Regions from separate parts of the Homo sapiens genome. Here region 1 is linked to region 2. Evidence: chromatin loops called from intact Hi-C (ENCODE). Cell type or tissue: mammary epithelial cell. All regions are shown on one strand. Each heading gives the region's core, and the rest is flanking DNA. Links, peaks and the distances in the headings are about the cores only. Region 1 has its middle 38 kb from the start of OR8B8. Region 2 overlaps OR8B12 (olfactory receptor family 8 subfamily B member 12).

What was found. Peaks named below come from ENCODE experiments on the same cell type or tissue, not always from the same donor. Only the 100,000 strongest peaks of a DNase experiment are listed, where the experiment ranks them.
Region 1: a loop joins it to region 2, with 5 times the contacts of the local background. A loop is called at or near these places in 2 of 110 quality-filtered maps.

The regions. Positions count from the first base shown.
Region 1 is chr11:124,478,417-124,488,973 of GRCh38, forward strand. It overlaps the pseudogene OR8B9P. Among named protein-coding and RNA genes, the nearest start is that of OR8B8, 38 kb to the left of the region's middle. In mammary epithelial cell, for the core only: no CTCF peak of the experiment used is centred there; no DNase peak of the experiment used is centred there; H3K4me3 peaks cover 333 bases; H3K27ac peaks cover 511 bases.
Region 2 is chr11:124,532,864-124,543,420 of GRCh38, forward strand. It overlaps OR8B12 (olfactory receptor family 8 subfamily B member 12), which reads right to left. Exons shown (of 1, transcript NM_001005195.1): 1 at 9,859-10,557. The coding sequence ends at 9,859. It also overlaps the pseudogene LOC100421985. Among named protein-coding and RNA genes, the nearest start is that of OR8B12, 5.5 kb to the right of the region's middle. In mammary epithelial cell, for the core only: a CTCF peak has its summit at 3,889; DNase peaks (open chromatin) are centred at 3,938 and 5,368.

The DNA of each region.
Region 1 (10,557 bases), core at 767-8,766, 55 kb before region 2:
ACCCCGTCTCTAGTAAAACTACAAAAATTAGCCAGGTGTGGTGGCAGGCTCCTGTTACCCCAGCTACTCGGGAGGCTAAGGCAGGAGAATTGCTTGAACCTGGAAGGTGAAGGTTGCTGTGAGCCGAGATCATGCCACTGCACTCCAGCCTAGGCGACAGAGCAAGACTCCGTCAAAAAAAAAAAAATCATTATTTATCAGGGAAATATCTAAAAGACTAAAGCAATACTGTACTACACACCCAACGGAGTAATTAAAATGAAAAATACTGAAAATAAGGATGAAGAGTATCCTTTTCTGGAATTTATTGATGGGAGTGCAAATCAGTTTAAATATTTTGGAAGACAATTTGATAGCATTTAGAAGCCTAAACATATGCCTACCTTGTGACCCATAAAATCTACATCTAGGTATATACCCAAACAAAAATAAGTGTATATTTCCAGCAAAATACATGTTCAAGAATGTTTATAGGCCAGGCATGGTGGCTTATGCCTGTAATCCCAGCACTTTGGGAGGCCGAAGCAGACAGATCACGAGGTCAGAAGTTGGAGGCCAGCCTGGGCAACATGGTGAAACCCTGTCTCTACTAAAAATACACAAATTGGCTGTGTGTGGTGGTGGGTGCCTGTAATCCCACCTACTTTGGAGGCTGAGGCAGGAGAATGATTTGAACCCGGGAAGTGGAGGTTGCAGTGAGCCGAGATCGTGCCATTGCACTCCAGCCTGGGCAACAGTGCGAGACTATGTCTCAAAAAAAAAAAAAAAGGAATGTTTATAACAGCTTTATTAATAACATGTAGAAATTGAAAACAAGGCAAATGTCCATAAAGAAGATATTGATAAGCAAATTGCTCTACATTCTTACAATGGAATACTAAAATAAACAGCAATAACCAAGAAAACTGTTATGGATGAATCTCACATGACTCTCTATGTTAAGTGAAACGTAAGAAAGTAAATGCACTATTTAACATTTATATGAAGTTCAAGCACGAGAAAAATGAAACTGTGATGATAAAGTAAGAATAGTGAATATTTCCAGGAAGAGCATGGGGAGTAGTAATTACTGGGAAAGGGCAGGCAGGAGTACCCTGAAATGATAAAAAATCTGCTATATTTTCATTTGGGTGGAGGTAAGTAATCATAGCCTTATAAATGTGAAAAAAAATCATCGAGCAGTTAATGTTTGTGCACTTCACTGTAAAATTTATATTTCAATTTAAGAAGGAGTAGGGTGTTTTCATTGTACTGATTCTCCACCATTCCCAGTGCACCCTCAATCCATGTGTCTTGAATTTCATCATCATTCATCTCCCTTAGCATCAAAACACAACCCTCCCCTACACTTTCATTTCCTGAATTCTATCCTCGTTAAACCAAAAGATTCCAAAGGAAGAAAGCTAAACATTAATCCGAACTTCCCCTTTTTCTAATAGAAGATAACTTTTCAAAGTTTGTAAATTAAACTATCTTCCAGACAGTTCATATGCCATGACTTCTGAAATAATTGTTACCATTACTAATGTATTCAGATCAAAAAAATTACTCTCATTCGTTATACAAAGTTGTACTTCCACTTACCCAATGCTGTGAATATATGACCTCTCCTAAGACCACCGTCCCTTCCCTTTATGCCCTATTGTTATTAATAGAAGGTCACAGATATATGCAATGTCTTAACTATATAATGGCAATTGCCTCCCCTAACAACTAGTTGGCTGCCGTGGTTCTAATGGCTCACTTATCCAGAGCTGTCTATTACTAATTTACATTATTCAGACCTTTGAGGTGAGGCTCCAAATTCTGTCTCCGTTAATCTTCAGATGAAGAATAAAGCTTGTATCTAACAAATTTAACTCCCTCAACTCTGTTTATCTCTCCCTTAGAAGGCCTTCTATTGTAAGCCTTCACTCAAGGCTCTATACCATCTCCATGGGCACCATCCTTGATTCTATAAGGAACCTAATCTACTTCTCACTCACACACCCCAAAATTCTTTAAAATTTTCTCTTATCTTTTTGTCAAGACCACATCAACCACATTTTTCACTTCCAACACTCTTGCAAAAATGTTATTCCAAAAATTAACCTTTGAAAAGTTGCATGACATCACTATGAATATAATTAGATATCTTTAAATGCAAAAAAAAAAATTTTAAATGAAATCAGTCAGGGAAACGATGGAACAAGGAAGTGTAGCTGAAGAAAAACACAGCAGATTGTATTAAAATTCAAGAGCCTGGACTCTAGTTTCAGCTCTGGCATCAGGTACATGTGTGTCCTTTGGCAGCCTACAAAATATTTTTGAGTGTGATGTATTGCATGAGGAGACTGGAGTAAATGATTTCATAAGCCTATTCAAGATTAAACCCTGTATAACAGTAGAAACTATTCTCATAAAATAACAATTGGAATAGTTGGTGTGGATAAGCAGTGCAGGGTGTAAGTGCACTTAAGAATACATTTAAAATTTTTCTCTAAGTATAGGAGAGAAAGCAGTGGCATTTGTTCCCTCACTGAAAAAAAGAAAAGAAACCCCCTGATTAACAAAGGTTTGGATTCCCTTTCTCATTCATTTTTAAGAGACTAATTTTCTGCAAAAGGTTCTCCTCAGGGCAACTTTGACATCTTTATTCCTCAGGCTGTAGATTAATGGGTTAAACATGGGCACCACAGCAGTACAAAAAATGGAGGACACTTTCCCCTGGTCCAGGGGTAGAATAGAAGGTGGTTTGAGGTACATGAAAGCACCTGACCCAAAGAAAAGCGATACCACAATTATGTGGGAACTGCAGGTACTGAAGGCTTTAGACCTGCCCTCTGTGGAACTAATGTGGAGAATGCTGGAAAGAATAAAACCATAAGAGAGAAAAATGGTGACAATCGGCACCCCAATGCCAACGGTCACAATAATAAAAACCACCAGCAAATTTATGTAAGAGCTGTTGCAGGAGAGCTCAAGGAGAGGAAGGATGTCACACATATAGTGATTGACAAGGTTGTCTCCACAAAAGGACATAAACATTATGTTTCCCATATGAGCCACAGCCCCAAAATCCCCATCCCATAGACACCCAGTAAAAGGAGCAAACACATCTGGGGAGACATGGTGACCGTGTACAACAGTGGGTTACAGATGCCCACGTAGCGGTCATACGCCATCGCTGATAGAATATAGGATTCAGAAAAGACAAAGAAACAGAAGAAAAAAAGCTGAGTCATACACCCTGCATAGGAAATGATGTTCTCTGAGACAAAGCTCATCAGCATTTTAGGGGCGAGGGTAGTGGAATAACTAAAATCTATGAAGGACAAGTTGAAGGGGAAAAAGTACATGGGGATATGCAGGCGAGAGTTGAGCCCTATCAGGATTATCAAGCCCAGGTTCCCCACCACCGTGACCGCGTAGAAACCTAGAAACAGGAAGAAGGCGGGGATCTGGAGTCCCGGCTGGTCGGTTAAGCCTGAGAGGATAAACGCTGTCACGGAGGAGGAGTTCTTGGCAGGCATTCTCCTCTAGGACTGTCTGTGAGAGAAAAAGAAAGAGTCACTCAGAAAGAGAGAAAGGCTACACACACCGGGAGGTTAATGGAAATTAAGGTAGTGGGAGGGAGAAGAAAAGAAACATTTACTGAGCACTAACTATGGGATAGGCACTGTTCTAAACGCTGTGTGGCGTTACACTCATCCCTGTCTGGGTTACCTGCACAAAGTCCCAGGGCTATAGAGTTGCCGCAGCAGGAGAGCTCTGCGGTCTGACTCCCCTGGTCTGAGCATTTTTGTGGGGGTGGGGTGGGGGGGGTGGCAGGGATAAAGACTTTATTTTCCACTGTATAATCTCAATGTTCACTTGGTTTTTAGTTGTTTTTTTTTTTTTTTAACACAAATTAACCATTTAAAACTTGTAATTAAATGATACTCAATTACAGAGGAAAATATCCACAGTGCTATAGAAAAAAAAATACCAATGGACACAGGAAATATTATCAACATGACTCATCATTAAATAAATGCAGATTGAAGGTAGGAACAATGATATGAGTTAGTGTGCGCTTCACAGGAACATCGAAATTACTCCTCTTATCTTCTCACAGTTGACACTGAGCCTTCAGTGACAAGCCGGGGCTCTGACAGCTGAGAGTGGTCTGAGCTTTCTTTTAACCACTCTGCTGTGGCACCCAGTGGCTGTGGCACCCAGTGGCTCAGACAGGCACTCACCCCCTTCAGCTTGGAGCCATGGTGCTGCTCTCTACTGCCCGTTGCCCATCTCTTTCACGGAAACCCAGTGGCCCTGCTGAAAAGAATGTGACAACTTGGAGCCCAGGCCCCTCTGCTTCTGCTTCTCCACCTTGAGAATCCTTATTCTCTTTGAGAATCTTGGTTCTCTTGCAGAGCTGAAGAAAACGATCTCTGATTGTGACTTTGCCCCAAGGCTTCTGCCCAGCTTCCAGGAATGAGACAGCAGTCTTTCCTAACACCGTGGATAACAGGCGTCTGGAGAGTTTTATTCTGGAGTACAGACCTCGGAGTGGCTACAGAGCCTCCCTCAGGGCCATTGCCAGAGACCAAGTTCCCTGAGGAAAAGGAAATGTTTGTTTACACTCTTGATCATACTTTTAATGTATGTATCATACTTTATGTATGTATCATACATACTTTAATGTATGTATCATACTTTTAACCTATTCTTTCATTTAGGTTACATCTTTTTAAGCACAAATAAGGACAAGGCTCTATGGGAAAAACCAATGCTTGCTACCTTGTATTGAGCACTTACTGTATACCAAATACTGTATCCAACCCAGCACCTTCATACAGACACCAAGAATCCAAAACCAATGTACAAATGATTTTACCTCATTTATTTCTCACAACAACCTCATAAATTAGACATGTTAATCTCCGCTTTAAAAGTGAGAAAACACACACAGCTAACAGATTCCAGAATCTTAAGTCAAACCCTGATCTGTCTAACTCCAATTTTCATGGTCTTTTCCACTGGCTGTACTACCTCCCTGTGAGTGATAATGAATTCTCTGAAGCAGGATTTTTACTTACAAAGATCTCATGAGATTCTTGATAGATAAAAACAAGCAGTCTTAAAGGATGGCTGCTATAGTTTGGATACTTGACCTTCCAAACCTCATGTTGAAATTTGATCCCCAATGATGGAGGTGGAGCCTAAGAGGAGAGTTTGAGATACAGGGGCAGTGCCACCCTAGTGGTAATGAATGAATCCTCACTCTATTAGTTCTCATATTAGCACCTCTCTTTCCTCTCGCTTCCTCCCTATTGCCATGTGATCTCTCCGTACCAGTTCCCCTGGCTTTTTGCCATGGGTGGAAGCTCCCTGAGGTCCTCACGAGAAGTAGATGCTGGCACCATGCGTCTTGAACAGCCTGCAGAACAGTAAGCCAAGTAAAAGTCTTTTCTTCATGAATTACCCAGTCTCAGGTATTCTTTCACAGCAACATATGTGGAATAAGACAAAGGTAGAAAGTGTTAGAGCCAGGAAAGGTCAAATTAGGGAGTGCTGGGCTTCACAGGAGAAGAGTCATTATTCCACTCACATCCAATATTTACCAAAATTTATACAAACTTTTCCAAGCTAAAAAAATAAAGAAATCTTCCCTGGTTTTCCTGCACTACCTGTTCATGCAAATTAAGCTTGATAATTAAAAACAAATACTAATTAGATAACTAATATCAATTTTTGTCAAGATGTGAAGGCCAGGGAAGGGACCCCACAGCTAATATGTCAGATAATGGGGACTTGAAGAAAGACGTAAACAAAAATAATATTCCTTCAGCAAATACATATCGAGCATCTACTATGTCCCAGAAACTCTTCTAAGTTCTTAGTTGGGGGAAAAAAAAAAAAGCAAATTCTTGCCCTCATGAAGTTTGCATTCAAGTGGGAGAAGACAAAAAAAAAAGATATAAATGAAAGAAAAAAAACATGTAAAATCAAAAGTGCTAGGAAAAAAAAAAAGCCAGGGAGAGGGGTAGAAAAGGAAGGGGCACAGATTTAATTTTAAATAGAGTAATCTGACATTTCAGCAATGACTCAGAAGAGATTTGAAAAGTGTTTACTTGATAAGATCAGTTACTCTTCTAAAACATTAGGCACTCATGGCTTAACCAGCAACCCTCCAAGGCATCACATTTTTATCCTGCACTGTAAATGCAATATCTTAAGCCAAATTACTGGCTCTACGGAAGAAAATTATGAAAATAGTAAGAAGATAAAGGGGCAAGAGAACTGTTGAGGATTCAGATAATCACAAGTCACACAATATTGGTTAATGACTGAGACTGGTATGAAGGCTAAAAAAGCTTTGTGTAGCAACTTGCATTTTATAGCCCTTACTATGGACTTCTATATATTAAAGATGACAGATTTCATAGCCAAGAAATAAATCTCTATATGGGGAAATTCAAGCTTCAGTTAGCAGACGGGTTATACATGTTTTTAGTCAGAGTTAAAGGCTACAGTCCTCTTGGAGAAGCTATGAAATCATAACACAAAGGCAGAAGTCTTCTTCCAGGCAAGTCCACTGCACACAGGCCAGATGTGCACATGTATGAGTGAAGACTTGCTCACCCTCAGCTCAGTCTCAGGAATGATAATGTCTCATTGGTCAATGTACACTTGGAACTGTCCACGTCCCAGAGTAGTTCTAATGAATCCCAATCCTTGCTCTCAATCCCATTATGCACACTTAAGAAATAGAGAAAAACAATTCATTATCAAAAAATTAATAATAATAAAAATTAAAATTAAAATAATGCAAGTTGCTACACAAAGCTTTTTTAGCCTTCATACCAGTCTCAGTCATTAACCAACATTGTGTGACTTGTGATTATCTGAATCCTCAACAAGGTCTCTCGCCCCTTTATCTTCTTACTATTTTCATAATTCTCTTCCTTAGAGCCAATAATTTGGCTTAAGATATTGGGTCTTGAGACCCAAAGGGCAAAGAGGACCTTAGGGGTTCATTTAACATTTACTTTCCTTTAGAAGATTTAGAGGGTTCTTGTATTCCTGATGCCACACCAGGAAAGTTCTTCTGAGGTTTTTGTCACTTCAGAGATGGTTTCCATGGGAACTTCATTTCAAATGCATCAGCGTTTTATTTCAAATGAACCAGGGTTTCTTCAAACCATTTTCACTGTTGATTTACTCCAATATAAGCACAGAGAAGCATAGAAATAAATATTCTTGCTTAATTTACTTTTGATGCAGAACTGTCCGTTTTTCCAAAGCTTGAATCTCTGTATAATGGATTCTTTGTTCTATTTATTGCTAACATTAACATTATTAAAATATATATGAGACATGGATTATAACATACTCATGTGGTAAGCATATGTACAATGTGCTTTGTGTATATGGCACATGCATTAACCTTCAAGTGTCTTGTAGACCGTCAAACAGCACAAGGGTGGTGGTAAAGGCAGTATCCTTCACTCCACATAAAAGAAATGTAGGAATAAGCCACAATTTCAACAAAAAACACATGAAAGCCTGTCCAGAGAGAAAAGATGGCAGCTGAAATGTCTGCATATGAAATGATTTCAGTTAGGATCTAAGGATGGGCACAAAATTAGACGTATCTACCAGAAGTCATGTGGTTTGCAATTATACTTAATGGTATATTAGTCTTCAATATGTGTGTGTGGCATATTAAAATGCTAATAAAGGATGCAAAAGAAATCGTTGACTTCCTAAAGAGATTTACAGTCTAATAGAGTCATCTCCCATTCTGTCTCTTTATCCTCCTTACCCACTCAATGTTTCAAAATTCCCAGTGACCAGTTCTCAATCATCTCTGCCTCTTGCTTCTTAAATGTTTGGTCATCTCATCTCATGACTTTGAAAACATTCTCTACATGGTTAGTACCTAAATTTGCTCTTACCTTTCTGTTAATTCCCTGTCCTGTGTATATGGCCTCTCTAGCAGAATGTTCCAGTATCATGCTCGTTGTCACCCTGAACTCAACAAGTACAAAGATTAACATATCACCTTTGTCCCCAAAATAGACATCTGTCTAACCTTCCCAGTTTTATTGGAGAGGAAGTAGAGTGTCGTATTAATATGGTGTTACTAGTCCTGGTTTGTTTGGGATCCTCCACTTTTAGATCTATTGTCCCAGAAAAATTACTAGTAACAATCCTTTTCACTATGAAATCTATTCCACTTAGGTCACAAATTGCATGATTTCTGTGTGCGTTCAGAGCATAAACTTTAGGATCTAACCAACTTCTATGATTACTTGCTCTGCTGCTTACTAGGTGTGTGACATTGAAAATGTTTAACCTCTTCTGAGCTTTAAATTACTTATCTTAAAATGGGGATAATAATCATAAATGTTGCACTTTCTAGTATGTAGAACATGCAACACAGAAGGTATTAAAAAGTATTAGGTTGCTATTATTATGTTCAAATCTATGCCCGTGGATGAAAGGAATATTTTAAACTGCCATGGTACACAGGATCAGCTAAAACAGAGAGAGACTTAAGGCAGGAAGATCAGTTAAGGTGGTTCCACAAGCAGTAGAAATAGTAAAGCAAAAACAGAATCAAGTGATGACATCATGAAGAAACAGGATTTAATATCTCTATGGTTTGGAGAAGGACAGAAAGGAAAAAAAGCACAAGTGAAACCTGACCAAAATTTTAAGATGAGGGAAGTTTGAGTAGGATGGCAGAAAATGAACAAATAAGGAATGAGGAAGATAAGAAGCTAAATTTCAGTCTACATGACAAAATGCTGCTCGAACCCTTCAAAAGGAATGATAAGTTTTTAAAAAAACAGCAATGAAGGAGGGAGAAAAGGAGTCAAAATACAAATTAGGGAATCAGCTAAACATAGGTGAACCCAAAAGAATGATGAATTTTTCCAAGCAGAAATATTTAAAGACAGAATAGTCAAGGATTAAGAACTAAGCCCTTCCAAAAATACCCACAGTTAGAAAACGGGAGAAGGAAATTGACCAATGGGAATGTCAGAAAAACCAAGTGGAACAACTGAGAGCAAGATTTAGAAACAAACAGACCTGGAGTCAAATTCCAACTCCATAGCTGTATGAATTTGGAAAATTTATTTAACATCATGGAGACATAGCGTTTCTATCTGAAAACCAGATATAGTAATAACATGCTTGCAGATGTGCATAAGGTATAAAATTTGAGTTTTGTGAATATTCTTTTAGTATTTCTTGAATTTATGGAATTTACAGAGGCCAAAAAAAGAGAATTTCAAGAGTGAGCATAACTAATATTTCTGTGCATTCAAGAGGATAAAAAAGAACTGAAAATGACTTTAAGTAACTTGTACCCTTGCAGTCTAATTTTCTTCTTCCATATCACTATTTATCTACACTTTGACCTTAAATGTTTGGAACAATTCATCATTGAAGCCATCTTGGCTTGAAATTTCTTTTGTAAAGCACTTTAAGAACAAACTGTATTTTTTAATCCATTAAGAAGTGTTCATTTGCTGTGCAGAAGCTCTTTAGTTTAATTAGATCCCATTTGTCAATTTTGGCTTTTGTTGCCATTGCTTTTGGTGTTTTAGACATGAAGTCCTTGCCCATGCCTATGTCCTGAATGGTAATGCCTAGGTTTTCTTCTAGGGTTTTTAGGGTTTTAGGTCTAATGTTTAAGTCTTTAATCCATCTTGAATTGATTTTTGTATAAGGTGTAAGGAAGGGATCCAGTTTCAGCTTTTTACATATGGCTAGCCAGTTTTCCCAGCACCATTTATTAAATAGGGAATCCTTTCCCCATTGCTTGTTTTTCTCAGGTTTGTCAAAGATCAGATAGTTGTAGATATGCAGCGTTATTTCTGAGGGCTGTGTTCTGTTCCATTGATCTATATCTCTGTTTTGATACCAGTACCATGCTGTTTTGGTTACTGTAGTCTTGTAGTATAGTTTGAAGTCAGGTAGTGTGATGCCTCTAGCTTTGTTCTTTTGGCTTAGGATTGACTTGGCAATACGGGCTCTTTTTCGGTTCCATATGAACTTTAAAGTAGTTTTTTCCAATTCTGTGAAGAAAGTCATTGGTAGCTTGATGGGGATGGCATTGAATCTATAAATCACCTTGGGCAGTATGGCCATTTTCACATCAGAGTGAACAGGCAACCCACAAAATGGGAGAAAATTTTCACAACCTACTCATCTGACAAAGGGCTAATATCCAGAATCTACAATGAACTCAAACAAATTTACAAGAAAAAAACAAACAACCCCATCAAAAAGTGGGTGAGGGACATGAACAGACACTTCTCAAAAGAAGACATTTATGCAGCCAAAAAACACATGAAAAAATGCTCACCATCACTGGCCATCAGAGAAATGCAAATCAAAACCACAATGAGATATCATCTCACACCAGTTAGAATGGCAATCACTAAATAGTCAGGAAACAACAGGTGCTGGAGAGGATGTGGAGAAATAGGAACACTTTCACACTGTTGGTGGGACTGTAAACTAGTTCAACCCTTGTGGAAGTCAGTGTGGCGATTCCTCAGGGATCTAGAACTAGAA
Region 2 (10,557 bases), core at 877-8,876:
TCTTATATTTGGAAAACCCTAAAACTCCACACACAAAAAACTGTTAGAGCTAATAAAAAAATTTAGTAAAGTTGCAGGATACAAAATCAACAAACATTAGCATTTCTACGCACTAACAGTGGCCTATCTAAAAAGGAAATTAAGAAAGCAATCCCACTAACAATAGTATCAAAAATAATAAAATACTTAGGAATAAACTTAAGTGAGAAAGTGAAAGACTTGCACATTGAAAACTAAAATATTGATAAATGAAGTTAAAGAAGACACAAATAAATGGAAAGACATCCATGTTTATGGATTGGAAATTTTAATAGTGTTAAAGTGTCCATACCACCCAAAGTTATCTACAAATTCAATACAATCTCTACCAAAATCCCAGTAGGATTTTTTTTATAGAAGTGGAAAAAAATCCTGAAATTCATATGGAACCAAAAGAAAAACAGAATCACACTTAAAAATGGTCAAAATGGTATATTTTCCATTGTGTTTTTACCACAATTAAAAATTTAAAAATAAAAAATAAATCTAATAAAGTATTAAATAAAATATGTTTCTACCTCTTGCTTTGACAAGCTACCTTTATAGCCCTACAAAGCCAGATTCAAATTAGAGTCCTAAGAATCTTCAAAGTTCCATGTCAGAAGGTGGCCAGGGAAAGCTGCCCTGGCTCCCAAGTGCCTGCCCATGGCCCAAAGCTTCCCTCCTCCACTTCCCACTGCCAGCTGGGTTAGGGTTAGCATTAGGGTTAGGGTTAGGGTTAGAGCCAGGAAAGAAGCTTACACAGACCCTGGAAGATGAGGAGTCTAGCCCCAAACTAGATCTATGTATGATCTTTCAGGCCTGACTGTAGGAATTACCAAGACACACAAGCAATTTCTTTGTGTGGCAGGCCTCGTGAGGAAAATCTGCCCTCCCCTCACCAGACTTGGTGCACAGCCAATGCATTGCAGTCTCCAAGAGATTTGCAGTCAAGGACTCACACCCTCTCCCAGCCCCTACCCCCCTGGCCCACAACCTTATGTATATCTGCATTCCTACCTTAGGTGCTTCCATTCAGAGACCTCCTCGATAGAGGGAGTGAGGGAAGGGGGACCTCTGCTGAGACACTGCTCAAGTGTGTCTGCCACAGGAGAGACTTGAAGACACTTTTCTTTAGTACTCAGACTTTTCCACACAGAGAACTTCCCCCTCTCACTGACCCCGATCCTTTCCCCACTCCCACCCTGTCTGGGCTGATCCACCTGACCCTTCCCAGTGCTGTGCTGTTCTGCAGGGGGAGAGGGCACCTCCTTCTTTCTCTTTTTGCCTCTTGCTTACACAATAAGCAAACTGCAATAAGTGAATAAAGGCTTCCTTGTCACTTTCAGTTTGTCTCAATGTCTTAGAAATGGGAGCATAGGCTCCAGCTAGATGCTTTCCCTTTGGTTCTGCAGACTAATTTGGAAGATGTGGTCAGTGGATGGCCAGAGCAGAGTCCAGGAAAAGGAGCCCTCTCAGCAAGGCTAAGAAGGTCCACAGATGCACTCCCTTACCGCTATTATTTGACCTGTCACTGTTTCTCTACCTCTCCTCCTACCTCCAAACTAGCTAAGCCCACAACTGAAATAAAAAGTAACATTTGTCCTTCACACTACAATTTATAAAGCACATTAACACTCAATATCAATTAATCTTACATCCTTATGACCTCATAACATTATTCCCATTTTATAGATAAGAACATTGGGGTTAAGACTTACCCAAAGGCACAAGTGAGAAATTGGCACCCCGACCCCATATCTTTTAACTATAGATTTCAAAATTCATGCTTTTTTAAACTATAGCTTTCAAAAATTCAGGCTTTTTAAACTATAAATTTCAAAATTCATGCGAAATTCTACTACTCAGCCTTGCCATGCATCTCCCAGCTTTGCAGGAGGATCTAATCTGGTCTTTAAAAAGCTTCAAAAAGTTTGGGGCGGAGGATTTTATCACTAAAAGCAGAGAGGGTATAAAAAAAACAGTCAGGGCTCAGATCTAAAACCATCATGGCAGGAAGAATAAAACACAAGGACAGCAATCTCTGTCAGGGTCTTAATGCTCCATTCTCATCTCAAAACACAAAATGAGGGCCTTTAATGCACTTAAACAAATGCTAACCAAATTCCACACCAATTACTTGGAATATATGTTCTCAAGCCCTCAATCTTCATACCACCCCACTGAAAATACTTCATTAATGAAAGGACAATAGAAAGCCACTGGGCTTTATCTGTTCAGAGATGCAGCTTGCAGCAGCCCCGGATAAAGTCTGACCCTCCTCCAGAAAACATCCACTCAAGTTATGCCTCTCTCTAATTACCAGGATGCTTGGACAAGGGCCTAGCATTTTATTTAGAGAATCATCCCTGCTCCCAGCACAAATAAATACAAGACTGCAGCTGCAGATACTGTCTACTCAGAGCCGGCTTCCTGCAGTTACCATGTTGTCACCCTATCCTAGGATCTCATCTAGCCACCTCTGCACCCCAAGCTCAGCAGGACCATGTCATTCACTCACACGGCTACAGAGAACATGCTGTCAGATGCCCTGTTGCCTGACTAGTGACCCTGTCTCAAGGGGCTAGGCCTGGATCCACCTCCCCCAACCACCCAACCAAACCAAATGGTCAAGTTTATAGCTATATCCCCCATCACCACCACTAAATGGCCATTTGCAGCTGCAACCTTCCCCTGCTGTTGAAGTCCCTGACATTTGGCCAGGAATTATCTGGTGAATTGTCTCAGAGCAGGAAAGAATCTCACCACCTTCTACTACTCTTTCCGTAGGTTTTAGAGTAAGACAGCTCAAAGTATGAATCCCTCAGTGACTAGATTTCCTAACCCTGGGCTGGGTTGAGTTACCCAACAGGCAGATCAACTGTATGCTTAGGACACCAGCACAGTGAGTGTCTTTGAAAAGCGTTTCTAAAATTTTACAATGAAAACAGCAACCACAACAGCAAAACTCTAAAGAGAAGCTACTTTAATTCCTGCAAATATGTAAGTTAAATAAAAACTTTTTTAGTTTGAATTTCCAGTGGGTGGCCTCTAAAGGTCTGAATCAGGCCATGCTTTGGCAAGTCACGTATCCAAGACCTCTGGACTCCCCTCCTCCCGGGAGACTGATTGCATCACCTAAGTGACATCATGCCTGCCACAGGATAGGTGGTGAATAATCGTCACTTCCTTTCCCTTCTTTCTCCACTTCCCTGTGTTTCTCTCTACAAACTCAAGACACGCAAACATAAGCAAACCCACATATCTGTCTTTTTAGGTTCCAACTCAGCAATTCCACAACCCCTATTAAAAAGAACGTGGGGCATGCGAGAATTAGGATTTCTGATTCTCTCCCCTGCCTGTGCTGTAGACTGAAGGCACTTCCCAGGAGCATTTCCCCAGTCTCCCCACTGCCTCGTCCTTCAGCCATAAGATGGAGACAAGGGTTGCTCTCACTCAAGACTCCTTTCCTCTTTGTAGCGTCATGCCCCCACCCTCCTCTGTTTCAGAAATCTAGGCAGAAACTCTTCTACAAGTGACAGCTGTCCTAGGAAGGCACTCTGGTGCAACAAAAACAGCCCGTTGCTGACTTGCCTGGGAGTCAAGAGGAATCTTTGGGAGACAAGAGCTGTAAGACCAGAAGCCTGAGTCAGAACACTTGGCTGAACTGGGGCAAACAGCAGGTGCTGTCCCCTGCCACACTCTGCACTACTGTGGCCCAGCAGGTACCAACCCAGAAAACAGGAGCATGGCAGGAGGCAGGGAAAAAAACTGGAAGAGTAGATACACAGATAAAAAAGTGGCCTCTAGCGACTCCTAGGTGGTGGCTCTCCAAGCTCCTCCACTTCCTCCTCTGTGCTAGCTCGGGCCTGCGTCAAAGCCACATTCCTGTCCCAGCATCTACTCTTGCAACATCCGCTCCAAGCAGACTGCCTACACAGACAGCTCCTGTGGGTTCGCCTTGGCCACTGCAACCAGGATGAGCCAGGCTGATAAAACACGGCACCCTCTGGCTTCCCACATTACAGCAAATAGAGGCTACCTCACTAAGCAGAGTGAAAGAGCAACCACCACATAACATTCTTTAATCTGTAAAACTGATATTTCTCTAATCTGGGTAAAACTGTCATAGGAGAGATGATTGGGTCCAGTGACCCAAAAACTCTGTAGTCTGTAAGCCAACTTCCAGCTCTAAATTTTAATTGATTTCTGACTTTATTTTAGAAAATGTGACCTTTTTCCCCATTATTTTTCTCCCATGAGTTTCACCCAATACCAAGAAATAGCCAAAGAAAGCATAAGAGAGAAGGAATTATTTTGTGCTTATTAAAACAAAAAACAAGTCTATTTATTAATTTTATGAATTGTTATTTCTAACCACTTAGCAGTTTGAATGTTCAGGAAAAAAAAAAATGTCCTCCCTCTAAAACAGAGAAAAATGCTGAATGAAAATGTTAATAACAAACATACTAACCCACCAATTGGCTTAGCTGGTCTAAAAATAAGAGATTTTAGAAGTAAAAAATAAAGACAGAAGCACAGCATCTAACAGTATAGATAAGGCTGGAGCCACTGTTTCCCTTGGAAGTGTCTGCCAGTCGTAGGAGGCCTGCAGCCTGGGTTTTGACACATGAGGGGCGAGAGATGAAGCCTGGAGCCCAGGCAGGATGGATGTAGAATTAGAGGCCACCTTACCTCCCCACAACCCTCATAAACCAACGCCAAAAGTATGTAAAGCCTGAGTGAATGAGCCAGAAAAGAAGTGTCCCTTCAGGGAGATGGTGAGGATACAGGCTGGTCTCAACCTTGACTCTGGATGGAAAGGGAAAACAGAGAGAAAGGAAAAGCCTCTGCTTTAAGAATTCTTTACCACACCAGCATACACAGGTGCATAGACCTGGAATTTACATTACCTCTACATGACATGTAAAACCCCAAGCCAAACATCTATTAGAAGGAAGTCCTAGATGTCATTATTTATAACTAATTAGAAGTGGGTTAAGTGCTCCAAAGGTAAGTTGAGGGTCTTACGGACTCATTAACTGGGGAAACTGAACTGACTTTCTAAGGTAAGGTACAGCCTCTCTGAAGAAGTGAAATTCAGATACCCGAAGGATAAGGAAGTGCAGTCACTATCTGGCTTCTCATTGCTTCTCTGCCTTTTGGCTAAGATCAAGAGAGATTTGGCTTCTCAGTATCAGAACCCTGTTCTCACTGGGGAATCTGCCCTTGTGTGAATCTTAGTTGAAATCTTCCCACTAGTAAGACCAGACACTAGCTCTCAGACTCCTGGAATCCACAGCCCAACCACACCACCCCATCTCAGCCAATCAGATGCTCTGCATAGGTCTTGGCTTCCAAAACAAATATTATGAAGAAACCAGGGTCATAGAGAGTTCACAAAGCAAAGACAAAGACAGTGTCTTCCAGCAACCAGCTGTGGTGGTGTATGTGATATTCCGTTGCCAGTGTAACATAATTGGACTATCCCAAGACTGTGTATGATTCTAGCCATTGGTAGAAAGGTTAAATATGACCTACACTACAAGGAAAACATTAAGAGGACAAATACTCTTTGGAAAGCATTCAAAAAGAGTCCTAGTAACCATCACCACTCAAAGTCAAGAAGAAAATGACAAAGGTTTCATTGCAGCAAGTTAGATAGTCTTGTTCCTCAAGGTGTTGAACAGACCGTTCATCACTGGCCCCATCTTGGTGAAGGACACTGTAATTTACACTAACCCATAGCTTCTGGAGATCTGAGGTACATGAATGTCCCTAATCCAAAAAAAGAAATAAACAGATTTATGGAATCTGGCTGAAGATTTGGACCACTGGGTTAATGAAAAATGTTGAAAAGAATGAAAACAAAATATGAAAATGATAACACAGCATGGTACACTGCTGGTTCTCATGAATACAAATCCACCTGCTTCTGACATAGGTACTGATTCAGGCAGCCTGAAGCGGGCCTATGTTACACAAGTTAAGGCTCATGCAACTGTGATCACAAAACAGGAATTGGTCCATGTCCCTTGATGGACCACAGCATCAGCAAATTCTATAACTTATGAACCATCTACAGAAATGAAACTTATGAAAGAGACCGGCAGGGTCATGGCCTCATAGTGATCCAAGGCCAGTGGGATAAATATGGAGTAATCACTAATGACAAAGAAGCCAGAGGAAAAGGCTGAGTGTTTGATGTCACATAGGTGATGATGTTCTTTTCTGTCACAAAGCTTATTGTCATTTGGGGAGAAATGACAGAGGAATAGAAGAAACCTATGAAGGAAAAGCTAAAGATATAAAGGTACATGGAGGTGTGGCAGTGGGTACATGGAGGTGTGGTGTGGTCATCCCAGTTAGGGTGACCAAAACACAGAGTAGAGAGAGGGTTGAAGCTCTGGCTCACCTGTCAACTTAGCGAAAATATATCTGAGAAAAGAATGACTAAACAACACATAGGTCAAGGAAGAAGAAATCACAGGGAAAATCGAAAAATATTTTGAATAGAAAAATAAGAAAGACACAACAGGAATCTCTCCTGAGAAAATAATCAGAAATCTAGATAAAAATTTTAACACATTCTTTCAGTAGGAGATTGCTTAATTTTTTAAAAAATTTTAACACAAAACTCATAGTTATGGTATTATTTATATCAATTAAATGTTGGGGAGACTGACACAGTGTTAATGTTTAGCAACAGGAAAAAGCTGAAATAAAATATGACATAGCTACATGATTAATTAAGTCCATGGAAAATTACAATTCAAAAAAATATTGATAAGGAATAAAGATCACATTATAATGATAAGTTAAACAACATTTTGTAACACAGCACATACAGGATGATCCCACTGGAAGAGACTTTCATATTCCAGACAATATTCTCCTTTCCTGTTCTCCGAATGGTGGAGTAGACCAGTTAGCTATTATTATACAACCAAACACAATCTCATTGGCATACAACAAGGAATATTTGTTTCTCATATGTCTACAAATTGATTGTGGTAGTTCGTCTTGTCTGGGCTCAGCTGGGCCGCACTGCTTGCTCTGCACAGTGAACACTGCTCCTCGTGTGTTCATATTGAGAATTAGTTGGGAGCGGCAGCATTTACCCAGGAGGGACTCTTCTCAAGGCAATGGCAGAAGCCGAAGAGGGCAAATACCATGCAAAGATATTCCAAGCTCCTGCTAACATCTCATCTACTAATATCCTATTAGCCAAAATAGTTCACCTGGCCAAGCCAACAGTCATAGGCAAGGAAAAATATACCCTACTTCTGTGAGACCATGGCAAGGGAATGGATATATAATACTACTAGATGAATGACGAATTTTGACCAATAACTCAAACTACCACATTGAGATATAGGTAATCATTTTCTTCACACATATTTCACATTCCAAATTTTCAACAATAATATATGAGTTGCTCCAAGAATCAGAAAAAGAAAAACCATGTGCCTCATTAGTTAAAATAGATAAGCACGTATAGAACTTTGTGACGGATTAAAAATACTTGCCATCCTGATATTCTTAACTATCAGAGGCTCTGACCTCACCACAATATCAACCAAATAGTGATGGGAGTGGTGCAACCACGAGATGAGGACAGAAGATCAGGGAACCAAAATGTTACCCTGTGGCTCCAGGGCTGGGGTCCACAGTGATGCATCCAGGGCCAAGTGTGCCTCTGTTCTTTCTCTCCCTCCTCAGCTGCATCCCTTCCCAGACCTCTTCTGTGATTGGCTCCTCTTCTTTTTACCCCTGCATTGTTCTCTTATCCCATCCTCTTCTAGGCTGTTTCCTTTGGAAAATGCCTTTTTATACAACTTTAAAACAAGATAGGTGGATGAATAGATAGGCAGATAGATTAGATAAATTAGATAGATATGTACATACATACACAGATACATGCATAGATAGAAAGATACATAGATAGATATGCTCGAATATGAGAAGATTCATAGGAAATCAGCAACAACTGTTGTTTTTAGGAAGGAGATTTTAGGAATGGAATGATAAGATAGGAGGAAGACATATTTTCACTGTATAACCCCCATTTATATTGTTTAGTGCTGTACCATACGCAAATATTACTTAGTCAAAATATATGACTTTTTAAATGATACTTAGAGTTCATTTTTCTCATGACTAAGCAGAGTTCCAGGAAGATGAAGTGACTTGTCTCAGCTCATGGAAAAACTCAAGGAAGTGCTGATAATTACATAAAAGAATTATTGCAGGGTGATAACTAAAATGTAGTAAGTGCCCTGCATTTAATTCTTCAAAGACCCCACGAAGTCAGAATCATTACATCACTTTCAAAAATAAAAAAATTAATATTTAGAGACATTAAGTAATTTGCCCAAAGTCACAAAATTACTAAGCAACTGAGCCAGGATACAAAACCAACTTCATCATGTGCCTCACGAATCGCTGTTTTCATCTGCTCTCTACCTCAAATAGCCTATTCACCTCACCCACCAGACGCCCACCCACAAGTCTCCTGAACTCACTTCTCTTTCCTATTCCACGCTGACTAAAGAAAAATCTTTCCCACCACACACACACACACACGTACACACACACACACTCTCAGTCTTATGACTTCAAGCCCTTCGTGTCATACCAAAGAACAAAACTACACCCTCATCTAAACTTCCCTTTTTCCCAAAGAATATTCCCAAGGAAAAGCTCAGAAATCAAAGTGTCTCCCCAGCACTTAACATGGTTAATGCTAATCCAAAGAACCTTCCTTTGCTACTAATAAATTATTTAGATCAAAGTGTATTGATCTGGCGTGTTCTATAACTATCATTATATGTTGTGGGTTTACAACCCAGTCTTGGATGAATTATCTTTTACCACATATGTTTATATGAGTGCAGTCTGCAGTACCTTAAAATTCAATGGAAATTGCCTCTTTTAATAATCAGCTGCTTAGTGCTGTTTTAATAACTAACTAGATTCTCAACATTATTTACTTCGCCTCGAAAACTTCCAGACCCTTAGTTGATTATCCTAAGCCACATATTTCTCCATCACAGCTCAAACACCCAAACTAACCCTTGAAAAAGCTCTACATTCTGATTCTTTAAGTTTTCAAATGAATGTATGATTTCTACTCAGCATCTTTATAACCCTTAATCCTATGGAAGTCCTAATTCCCTAGACTGGGTTCCTAGGGTTCCACACAACCTCAATCTTAACTCAATGTCAGTCACATTCTACAAACTTGACACAATTCTCTTCTCATTTGGTGAAGACCAACTTAAGAAAATGTTTCATCTTCTATCCTCTTGAAAAAAAATGAAATATTTAAAAATTATTTATTGAGAGGTCACATTAAATTACTATGAATAGAATTAGGTTTTAATGTGTTAAGTTTTCTTACTTTTAAAAGGATATCTGCAAGGGCAGCAATGAAGCATGAAAAAATGACATAAAGAAAAAAAAAGCAGCCTGGAATTCAAGGACCTGGATTCCATTCCCAGTTGTGGCACCAAGTAGTTGTGTGTCCTTGAGCAACATATGTATTTCTGAGTCTCCAACACATGTTAATTGAAGAGACTAGATTAAATAATGTGTAAGGCCAATTCACGATTAAATGGTCTATGATTATAGAAAAATTTGCATAAAATGAAGAAATCCTGGAATAACTAGGTGAAGCAGAGACAGGGAGAATATGTCTGCACTTAACACTCATCCAAATGTAAAGATTTAAAATTCTTTTTCTGTACAAGACAGGAAAAAAATGGAACTTGAATCTCACTGAAAACACACACTAATAAGCAAAGCATTGTATCTCCTTCCTCCAATACTAATCCTTTCTTAAGAAAAGATTTTTCTGCCCAAAGTTCTCCTCAGGGCAACTTTGACATCCTTGTTCCTCAAGCTATAGATTAATGGGTTTAACACGGGGACTATTATGGTATAGAACAGGGAGGACACTTTCCCTTGCTCGAGGGGCAGGATGGAAAGGGGTTTGAGATACATGAAAGCACCAGAACCAAAGAAAAGAGAAACTACAATTATGTGGGAACTGCAAGTACTAAAGGCTTTGGACCTGCCTTCTGTAGAACTGTTGTGTAGAATGCTGGAGAGGATGAGGGCATAAGAAATAAAGACAGTGACAATGGGCATTCCAACGTCAACAGCCACCACAATAAAGACCACCAGCTCATTCATGTAAGAGCTGTTGCAGGAGAGCTCAAGGAGAGGAAGGATGTCACACATGAAATGATTGACAAGGTTGTCAGCACAGAAGGTCAGGTTCATTATGCTTCCTGTGTGGGCCATGGCCCCAGCAAACCCCATCCCATAGGCACCCAACAAAAGGAGCAAACACACCTGGCAAGACATGGTGACTGTGTACAACAGTGGGTTACAGATGGCCACGTAGCGGTCATACGCCATCGCTGACAGGATGAAGGACTCAGAGACGACAAAGAAGCAGAAGAAGAAGAGCTGAGTCATACACCCTGTGAAGGAAATGATGTTCTTCCTTGAGACAAAACTCATCAGCATTTT